2 separate regions of the Homo sapiens genome follow, and region 1 is linked to region 2. The links are chromatin loops, found by intact Hi-C in ENCODE. Cell type or tissue: heart left ventricle. All regions are shown on one strand. Each heading gives the region's core, and the rest is flanking DNA. Links, peaks and the distances in the headings are about the cores only. Region 1 overlaps LINC02437 (long intergenic non-protein coding RNA 2437). Region 2 overlaps CFAP97 (cilia and flagella associated protein 97).

Region 1 (5,380 bases), core at 149-5,148, 180 kb after region 2:
GGCAACAGAGTGGAACCCTGTCTCAAAACAACAACAGCAATAAGAGCTACAACAATAAAAACAAAAACAAAAAGCAAGAGCTCAAAGGAGAAGGTCAGGGTGCCCAAGATAGAATCCTGGGGAACCCTGATGGACAAGGAGAGTAGGTGAAGGACATCCACCAGGAAGATGGATGGGAAGGAAAGGGAAGGAAAGAGAAGGAGAGCTCAGAAGGCTGCTACGGTGCCTAGGAGCAAAGGTGCAGGTGGCTTCAAGAAGGAGGAGATGGTCAGTAGCATCTGAAAGGAGAGGTACAGAAAAGGTTTATAGGATTCTAAAGACCCATTGGATTGAACATGGAGGTCATCATTAAAGTCTATGCTTTTGGCCGGGAACAGTGGCTCACACCTTAATCCCAGAACTTTGGGAGGCCGAGGCAGGCAGATCACTTGAGGTCAAGAGTTTGAGACCAGCCTGGCCAACATGGTGAAATCCCATCTCTACTAAAAATACAAAATTAGCCGGGCGTGGTGGCATGCACCTGTAGTCCCAGCTACTTGGGAGGCTGAGGCAGGAGAATTGTTTGAACCCGGCAGGCAGAGGTTGCAGTGAGCCAAGATCAGGCCACTGCACTCCAGCCTGGGCAACAGAGCAAGACTCCGTCTGGTCATCCGCCAGCTGGAGCTGAATGTGGAATATGTTGTAATAGATCCGAGACAGCCAAGGGTACTGGTGCCCTGCAGGGGGCAGTGGTGGTGCCATCCTGCTCTTCTTTCTCATAGGTTAATCATGACAATGGTCAGGTGCAGATCGCAGCTCTTACTCCTCTGGGCACTAAGCTGCTCCTCATTCACTTAGTCCTCCCAATGGTGGGATGGGCAATTCGTTTATTTTACATAAGAAAACTGAGGCTTGGGGAACTCAAGGACATTTGACTCAAGGGCACATAACTGTTAGGTGGTGGAGCAGGGTACCGGATGAGGCTGATCTGACTCCAAAACCAGTGTCCCTTCCAGCAGTGTGCTGGGCCTTGCTGTCGCTTCAATCCCACTGAGATTAGAAGTCATAGGAAGGACTTCTCAGCCAAGAGACTTGCACTCACCTTCCAAAGACCGAGTGTAGCTGCTGGGTAGTAAAGCAGGGGAGCATGGTCTCAGTATGCCTGGGGACCTTGGAGATTTATTGTCCTTCTTATCATGCCCAAAGGTACAAATCACCAAAAAGTCATCAAATATTCAAATTCAGTCTGTTCTCCCCATTTCTGATACCCTTTTACACACCAGAAGCCTTTTGACAACACACATTTCTAGAGCCCATCACAGACCTAAGACTTAAAAAGAATCTCTGTAGATGTGAATCTGTTTCTTAAAAAAAAAAAAAAGAAAGAAAAACCCCTCAGGTGATTCTGATGCACACTGGGATGCACTGGTCCACGGTCCTGCATTTATTTGATACCATTGCTATACAGCAGCTTGTCAATAATGTGAGGTTATGTGTGGTTGTGTATTGACATTAGACATTGGCAGTTAGGATAATGAGCAAAGGTTTTAAAAAATCTTTTATATCATTTTTCTGGTAACGTATTAATAAGGCAATCTTTGGTCTCTTTTCTCTGCATTAGGATAGCTTGACTTCCTCACCCCTTAACTTACAGGCTCAAGTGTAAAGTCTGTTCATGAATGGATAAAGAAAATGTGGTTCTTGGGCTGAGCGTGGTGGCTCACACCTGTAATCCCAGCACTTTGGGAGGCCGAGATGGGCGGATCACCTGAGGTCAGGAGTTTGAGACCAGCCTGGTCAACATGGTGAAACCCCGTCTCTACTAAAAATACAAAAATTAGCTGGGCTTGGTGGTGCATGCCTGTAATCCCAGCTACTTGGGAGGCTGAGGCACAAGAATCCCTTGAACCTGGGAGGTGGAGGTTGCAGTGAGCTGAGTTCACACCACTGTACTCCAGCCTAGGCAACAGAGGGAGACTGTCCAAAAAAAGAAAAAAGGAAAGAAAATGTGGTTCTTATACACAATAGAGCAATATTCAGCCATAAAAAAAGAATGAGATCCTGTCATTTGCAACAACATGGATGGAACTGGATGTCATTACGTTAAGTGAAATAAGCCAGGCCCAGAAAGACAAACTTTGCATGTTCTGTGGGATCTAAAAATCAAAACAATTGGATGGGTGCGGTGGCTCATGCCTGTAATCCCAGCACTTTGGGAGACCGAGGCAGGCGGATCACCTGAACTTAGCAGGTTGAGACCAGCCTGCCCAACATGGTGAAACCCCGTCTCTACTAAAAATACAAACATTAGCCATGCGTGGTGGCGGGTGCCTGTAATCCCAGCTACTCAGGAGGCTGAGGCAGGAGAACTGCTTGAACCTGGGAGGCGGAGGTTGTAGTGAGCCAAGATCGGGCCACTGCACTCCAGCCTGGGTGACAGAGGGAGACTCTGTCTCAAAAAAAAAAAAAAAAAAGATCTCGTGGACATAGAGAGTAGATAGACGGTTACCAGAGGCTGGGAAGGGCAGTAGGATGGGGGGTTGGGAGGTGGGGAGGGTTGATAGGTACGAAAGTATAGTTAGAATGAATAAGATGCAGTATTTGACAGCATGACAGGGTGACTATAGTCAACGATAATTTATTGTACACTTAAAAATAACTGAAAGAGTATAATTAGATTGTTTGTCACACGAAGAAAGAGTAGATGCTTGAGGGGGTGGATACCCCATTTACCCTGACGTGATTATTATGAGTTGTATGCTTATATCAAAACATCTCATACCCCATAAATATATACATCTGCTATGGACTCCCAAAAAATGTTTAAAAAGAGTAAAGTCTGTGCAGCCAATGTAAAGCTTGCCTCAACTGCAGGGCTCATTTTGAGAAAAGACAAAAGCTATTCGTGTTCTATGACGGTGGAGCTGGGAGCCGCGACCCGGTGCTGAGGCTCCCTCACGACGTGGGCACATTTGGATCCATCGAGGGTTGGCTGGTGCCCTCTAGTGGTTGAAGCGGTTCTGCCGCTTCTAAGGAGAGGCTGGCTGGGGAGGAAACTGGATTTGGCCGTTTCTTGGCGGGACACCTCGCCGCTCTGGCTGCAGTGTTTTAATGTATAAATAAATAGGAAGGTTGGATGACGGTATCGGTGAACAGGGAGTCAGTACGTCCGCCGGGCTACCCAGATCAGGCCTGGGTGGAGCCTAGGCTGGAGGTGGGGTGTGCCCTGCTGGGTCGCACAGGGCTGCCCCCTCCACTGGCGTGTGAGTGCTCTGAGCCTGGGGCCTTGGCTTGGTCATGGTACCCTCGCACCTGGCACAGTGCCTGGCATGGAGGGAGTGCTAATACATGTTTGTTGAAAGGTAGGTCGGGCTTGACTGCGTCTGCTCAGGAGGTGGCGGGGCAGGAGTGAGTCTTGTGAAGTGGAGCTCGGCACTGCAGCCCCTCACACACTTGGGAGCAGGTGGCGCGCTGTTCTCGAGGAGCAAACGCGCTGGATTCTGACGCCTGACCTGACGCTTGGTGTCGCCGGGATCCTTCAGCCCCCAGCATCTGCGGGCTGGCAGGTTCTGCCTGCAGGAGTAGAGCCGGGCTCCGTGGAGCAGGATCTCTCGGAAGTGCAGGCTGCAGGAGTTCTGCTCTCCTCTAAGGGCCTTTGTTCCTGGTCAGCCTTCCCCTGGTGAGAGTTGGCACAGTTAGTGGAAAGGGCACAGGCTGCCTCGAGCCCTGGGGGCTGGTGCTGACTTTCCACTGGTGCAGTCTGACCTTGAAAAGTCCCTTTCCTTGTGATTTCCTTTCATGCCAACAGAGAGGCTCTTCTGGGATGAGTGTGGTCACGGCGGGGCCTTTCTGCTTCACTCCATCCCTCCCGTGTCCTGCAGCTGACGGGACCCCCGGCACACCTGGAAGAAACCACAGGGAGGGAGACACACACAGGAGGAAAGAAAGGGGGAAAATGGGAAGAAAAGGGAGAGGCATGAAAGAGAGCAGACAAAGGAGGGAGGAAAAGGAAGAGAATGGAGAAGATAAACACATCATAAGCAGGTCTCAAGACTTCACACATCATCACCAAAGGCTGTTTTTACTTGGGGTGATGCTTAATTTTTTGTGTGAACCTGGCTGCACCATGGTACGCAGATGTTTGGTAGAACACCAGCACAGGTGTTGCTGCGAAGGTATTTTAAGATGAGATTAACATTTACATCAGTAGACTTTAAGTAGGTTATCCTCTGAATGTGGTGGGCCTTGTCCAATCAGTTGAGGGCTTGAAGAGAAAAAGACTGAGGTTCCCTGAGGAGGGGTATTCTGCCTCCACACTCACTTCCTTAGGACTCAAGCTGCAACAGCAGCCGTGCCCTAGGTCTCCGGCCTGCCCACCTACCCTGCAGATTTGGGGCTTGCCAAGCCTCCACAATCGTGTAAGTCCATCCCTGAAGACAAACCTCTGTCTGGCGTTGCATTCGCTACTGGATAGAGGGGTAAGCAGACCCACCTGTGAGGAGCATGCCGTCCAGTGGGAGTGAATCTGCCACCTCGGGGTCTTGCACTGGGTGAGAGGTTTGGTGATAGACCCGGCGGAGACACGGGGGAGCGATGACTGGGGAGCAGGTGTGGTCAGAAGTGACCTCGAGAGGGACGGTGCTGAAGGGAGTCTTGGCTGAGGAGGGGCACCTGCTCTAAGCACCACTTGCTTTTGCTGTAGGTACGTCAAGTGGAGGGAGCTGTGCAAAGAAGGGCCTGGCAGCGTGGAATAGCTGACGGGTGAGGCTTGTGAGGCCTGAGGAGTCTCCCCAACCCGTCTCCACTTGTGTCTGCACTGACTTCTCAGTTTTCTGTCACTTCTTCGGAGAAGCCTTTCTGGCCACTCTATTTGATCGAAGCCCCCTAAGATATGGTCCCATAGCATCAGGTACCTCTGTTGTCATACATAGTCACAGTTAACATTTATTTGAGGGATTACGTGATAAGTAATCTGTATCTGATGCCAGAATGGATTGGAAGAGCTTGCTACTGGTGACAGGTGAAAGAATTAGGAGGCTCTTGCCAAAACCCATGAGGGAAATGATGGAGGTGGAAATAATGGGGGCTGCTTTGATGCTGAAAAGGGAATGGACTAGACAGGTGTCGAGGACATGGGTCTGTCCCCATCGGAGGCACAGACCATTTCTTTCCTGCCTATTATGTCCCCCTCAGAACCTAGTGTGGTGGCTGGCAGAGAGCGAGGACCGAACAATGTTGGTTGAAAGGATGAAGGAAGGACTGATAGATGCCCTTCCTTGCACACACGGTGCTTTCTAAATCATGGTTTAGGGGCTACACAAGTGAATGGCTCCATTGCATCCCAGCATTGTGTCTCAGTGCGAGCCACGGCTGTTGGATCATTGCTGTCAGGGCTGAGGCA
Region 2 (5,380 bases), core at 169-5,168:
TTTTGGAATGTGACATATTGGGTATTTGGAAAATATTGTTTCACTGAGCTTACAAATGTTGGCAGGCCAGGTACAGTGGCTACGCCTGTCATCCCAGCACTTTGGGAGGCAGACGTAGGCAGATCACTTGAGCCCAGGAGTTTGAGACCAGCCTGGGCAACATGGTGAAACCCTGTCTCTACAAAAAATACAAAAATTAGCTAGGCATGGTGGTGTGTGCTACTGTAGTCCCAGCTGCGGGGGGAGGTTGAGATAGGAGGATCTCTTGAGCCAGGGAGTTGGAGGTTGCAGTGAACTGAGATCACGCCACTCCATTCCAACCTAGGAGACAGAGTAAGACCCTGTCTCAAAAAAAAAAAAAAAAAAAAAGGTTGGCAAATTTCAGAATACATTATATAGAAATCATAGTTGTTAATATCACTACCAGCCTCATCAGAAAGCTCTTGAGAAGCTGTCAAACTCATGGTGGCAGATACAAGTTTACCTAAAATACTATTTTTTGCTAAAAAGCTCAAATTTTATTATTGGTAATAAATACTGTCAACTGTTTTCCTTGAAGTGACAGAATTGTTCTTTAAAATTATATTTGTAATGCAAAAATTGGATGGTGGTTGAAATTAAATCATAAAATATCATGAGATAATGCAGATTGCTCACTAATATTGTGTAATAACATATATCTTGATATATTTGCCTTTTTTCTTGTGCATCAAATTTCTATTGCTGCATTGCTCTTCGTTCATAATTCTTACTGTGATTTGTATGTGTTGAACCCATTTCCTGTTCAGAAAAAAAAAAGTACAGCTCACTGCCAGCACTCATTTCTTGGGGCAAATGGGAAACGTGTTAAAAAGTTGCAGCCTATTGTTTGGCATTAAAAAGTATTGTTCTTATAAAATTAGGTTAAAAATGGGTTGAAAAGAGAAATGTTCTAGAAGATAAATTAAAATGTTCAATATGTCTAGTGGGCTTTATTTTTTAAATATGGGCTTGTTTGACTAAATCATAATTTTTATTTTTAAGGGGACACTTCCGTTTTTTAAAATCTTGTAAGTACTATTTGTTCCCACAAATTATAAACCCCACTGTATCCTAGGAAAGAGGATTAAAAAACGAGCATACAAAAGGAAGGTATTGTTTCAGCCAATAAAAAGCTTCTTACAGGAAGAAAACACTCAACTCTTAGAATTGTCAAGTTTTTAAAAACCATCTAATAGAAAATAGTCTGATTTCTGGGCTTTTTGTTCAGAGTCATCAGTGATTATCCAGGATTTTGAATACAAGAAGGGAATTCCGAATGAAACAATATTTCTCATATAACAGGTCACCCAAAGACACGCTAGACTTCAGGGTTGATTGAGTGGCTCAAAACTTCATCAGGGACCTACTTTCTAGCACTGTGTTCCTCCAGCCCTGGTGTTGGCTTCGTTCTTAGGCTGCTAGGAGATGTCTGCAGCCGTTTTCAGTGTTCACCTTCAGACACAACAGTGTCCAGAGGAAGAGACAGTGTCTCTTCTCTGACTCTTGGAATGGAGGAAACTTCTTAAAGAAATTTGGCCCAGTCAACATCCACATAGGTCTCCTTGCCCAGAACTGGTTACGCTCCCATTCCCGAACCAGTCGTTGGTAGGGGAAATGGGATTATCCTGGGCCAAGCAGGCTCACCCTGGAAGTCAGGGATCTGTGAAGTAGGAGGAAAATAGATATACAGTAATTGGGCAGCCAACTTTGTCCAAGAGAGCTTCTCAAACTTCAGTATGCATACGGTTAACCCAGGGATACTGTTAAAATGCAGATTTGGGTTCAGTAAAACTAAGGTAAGAGCTAAATCGGCATTTCTAATCAGCCCCTACTGGTGATACCCGTGCTGCAGATCTAGGGACCATGGTCTGAATATCAAGACACTGAGTAAACTATTTGGTTCCATTGAAAATAAAGCATTCTTCACTCTTCCTGTCTAACCCATTTCTGAAACTTAATTAGATATAGAGAACCTAAATATTTTTAACTTTTAAATAAGAAAAATAATCCTACCCCAAACTCCTGAACAGTTCCCCAATTATAATTAAATTGAAATACTGTTAAAAAGCATTTAACACAGATGCTGAGCTAAAATGTAGAAGGGAAGCTTTATTCATAGTACTGCATAGTAAAGAACCCCTGATAGAAGAGATTTGCCAGTAGGTGGCGCTCAGGGCTTTTTAAGGCGCAGGAACAAACATGGCATTTTGCCAGTTGGTACATCTGTTATTGGAGTCCATAATATAACAATCCACCAAGGATTCTTCATAATAATAAAGCATTTTAAACACTAATTAGGACTGTCAGTCTATTATATAAGGTATTGCAATCATTTTTCAAAATTATCATTCATGCTCGATTTACACAGTGAAGCATTTCAGATCCAAAATTATTTTCCTATGTTTTCTTTATTTTCCACCATATAACTGCAACTGTGGTCATGGTAGGTGGATATGAATGCAGAGCCAGGCTTGTGCCTTTTCTGCATTCATCTCTCAATACACTTTATCACTTCTAACTTACACTAAATAAGCTTTTCTAGGCTGCTTTGGCTTACCTAATTTCTTCACTGCCTTTTCTACTTCCTGGAACATAAATCCACTTAGTATGGGGAGGATGATGGTGAAGACAACATGTGAGCCCATCAGAGCACAGCTGAGGCAGGAATGCAGCATACTCTCTGCATCCTTTCAGTTTAAACATTTTCACGGACTTCAGTACAGAGGTTCGGTAAACCAGTTTACTGCTTAAGGTAGTGAATACTAAGTAAAAAATTTTGCAAGTTAACAGCCATATTAGGTGAGAGTTCAGATAATGAGGGATACCTGTATAGCCAACCACATCAACATTTTATTGGTTTAAAAGAACCTTTTTTTTTTTTTGAGACGGAGTCTTGCTCTGTCACCCAGGCTAGAATGCAGTGGCGCAATCTCAGCTTACTGCAGCCTCCACCTCCCGGGTTCAAGTGACTCTCCTGCCTCAGCCTCCCGAGTAGCTGGGATTACAGGCGGGCACCACCACGCCCAGCTAATTTTTGTATTTTTAGTAGAGACGGGGTTTCACCATGTTGGCCAGGCTGGTCGTGAACTCCTGACCTCAGATGATCCGCCCGTGTCAGCCTCCCAAAGTGCTGGGATTACAGGCATGAGCCACCACGCCCAGCCCGTTTGTTGTTTATGAAATAGAAATTTGAACTATAAAATATTAAGCCTATGAAACAAAGATTGATAAAAGAATGTAAAATTGAATCTACCAGTATAGGGCATGGAATGACGAGACAGTGTTGAACCAAGGTAAAGACAGTTTTGAAAGTGGAATAAAACTTAGGCTTCTGGGTGTTACCGACATGATCACAAACAAGACAGCAACTGTTCTGAGCTTCAGGCACTCTATTTGTAGGAGGAGATTGTTGATATAGGTTGCTAGGGTCCATTCTAACTTCAGAGTTCTTCGGGTTCTGTGAGAAATAGTGGAAGAAGGGAAGACCATTGCATAGTGGCAGTATTAGATACAGGACTTTGAAGTGGATCTTGAAAGATTAGTCGAATTTCTGAATATTCAACCTCTTTTAGCTCAAGGGTGGCTGACTTGGGGAATTTTCCACCTCCATGCAAAGCTGCCTTTGCTATGTAAATGTCAAAAAATGGTTGGAATTAGATCCTTCATCTTGACCTGTAAATCCCTGAATAGGCAGAGAGGGCATTAAAAAAATGGAGTAGTAAACAGAAGTTTAGACATCAAGTTATGGTATGAATCTCACCGATTTGGAGAGCATTGAAGACGTTGACCACACTAGATTTAAAGGTATGTTTCATATTTTGTATAGGTAAAATTAGGTCACTTTAAAAAGAATCTGAAACAGCAAAAATTTAAAATATTTTAGAAATACATGGCCTCAAAATCTACTATATAAACTATGAAATAATCACTACAGGATGTATTTTGAGAAGAAAAATAAATACAAGAAATGGGATTGAAGAAGCATTGATGAGCAAAGAAACTGGTTAAATTTTTTGCTAAAGTGATACCAACGTGTGAGGGATTGAAGTGAAGTGCCTTGTTCAAGGGAAGATACAGACCCTGTTATGCTCCATAAGAAAGGAGATGCCCATACTGAGATTAGCTACCAGCACGTCCTGCCTGGCAGCACATTTTATCCTTTCTTCCTGGCAAACTGCAGGAAATCTCAATGCCCTCAACACACTACCAAGTATTGCCAAACATTTAAGAAAAGCAAAAACCAACAGAGAGGCACCAGACTCATAGCTGAAGAATGTAATACTTCAAACTCTTAAAAGAGCAAGCTTGATGATTTTAGGATCTTTGAGGACAAAACTGTTTTCACTAAGACTATGCCGGCTGGGTGTGGTGGCTCATGCCTATAATCCCAGCACTTTGGGAGGCCGAGGCGGGCGGATCACCTGAGGTCGGGTGTTCGAGACCAGCCTGACCAACATGGAGAAACCCTGTCTCTACTAAAAATACAAAATTAGCCGTGCGTGGTGGCACATGCCTGTAATCCCAGCTACTCGGGAGGCTGAGGCAGGAGAATGGCTTGAACCTGGGAAGCGGAGATTGCAGTGAGCCAAGATCGCGCCATTGCATTCCAGCCTGGGCAACAAGAGCAAAACTCCGTCTCAAAAAAAAAAAAAAAAAAAAAAGTATGATTATGCCTTGATTTGCTTTTTATTTAATTAATTTTTTTTTATTTTTATTTTTTTTGAGACGGAGTCTCGCTCTGTTGCCCATGCTGGAGTGCAGTAGTGCAACCTCCGCCTTCCTGGTTCAAGCAATTCTCGTGCCTCAGCCTCCCCAGTAGCTGGGATTACAGGTGTGTGCCACCATGCCTGGCTAATTTTTGTATTTTTAGAGTATTTTGTCTGCAGACAAAAGTCTGCAGAGACAAGGTTTTAAGCCAGGCATTAAACGACTTGCAAAACAAACTCTGCCACTCGCTGACTTTTTAAAATAAAAATGTTATGTTCACATATAATTGGTTTATTATTTTTAGAGGAATTAATATCTTTAAAACAATTTCTAGCATGGTAACTATTGGTAGATGTAACCCACATACACATTCTTTGGGGTCCTCAGTCTTTAGGGGGGGTGTTAAGGGGTCCTGAGGTTTAGGAGAATGGAACTAGAATAGGTGATTAGACTATTCATAATGCTACAAACTTTTGGAGAAAATCTTAGAGAAAAAAGTTTTTAACTTAGTCAATCTCCCAAAATAGAAAAGAATGAGAAAAAACAGTAACAAAACTTCAGTTAAAGATTACAGGAAAAAAGTACAAAGAATGCAAGTGGGTGGTTGGGTAGTTTTAACTTACCAGAAGATACTATCAGAGCATATTAAAAA

The links. Peaks named below come from ENCODE experiments on the same cell type or tissue, not always from the same donor. Only the 100,000 strongest peaks of a DNase experiment are listed, where the experiment ranks them.
Region 1: a loop joins it to region 2, with 22 times the contacts of the local background. A loop is called at or near these places in 23 of 110 quality-filtered maps.

Annotation. Positions count from the first base shown.
Region 1 is chr4:185,003,001-185,008,380 of GRCh38, reverse strand. It overlaps LINC02437 (long intergenic non-protein coding RNA 2437), which reads right to left. Exons shown (of 2, transcript XR_001741949.1): 2 at 2,602-3,881. Among named protein-coding and RNA genes, the nearest start is that of HELT, 13 kb to the left of the region's middle. RefSeq lists an enhancer at 3,213-3,272. In heart left ventricle, for the core only: a CTCF peak has its summit at 698 (motif pointing right); a DNase peak (open chromatin) is centred at 2,970; H3K4me3 peaks cover 824 bases; H3K27ac peaks cover 219 bases.
Region 2 is chr4:185,180,623-185,186,002 of GRCh38, reverse strand. All of the region lies in intron 2 of CFAP97 (cilia and flagella associated protein 97), which reads left to right. Among named protein-coding and RNA genes, the nearest start is that of CFAP97, 21 kb to the left of the region's middle. In heart left ventricle, for the core only: a CTCF peak has its summit at 2,179 (motif pointing right); a DNase peak (open chromatin) is centred at 2,192.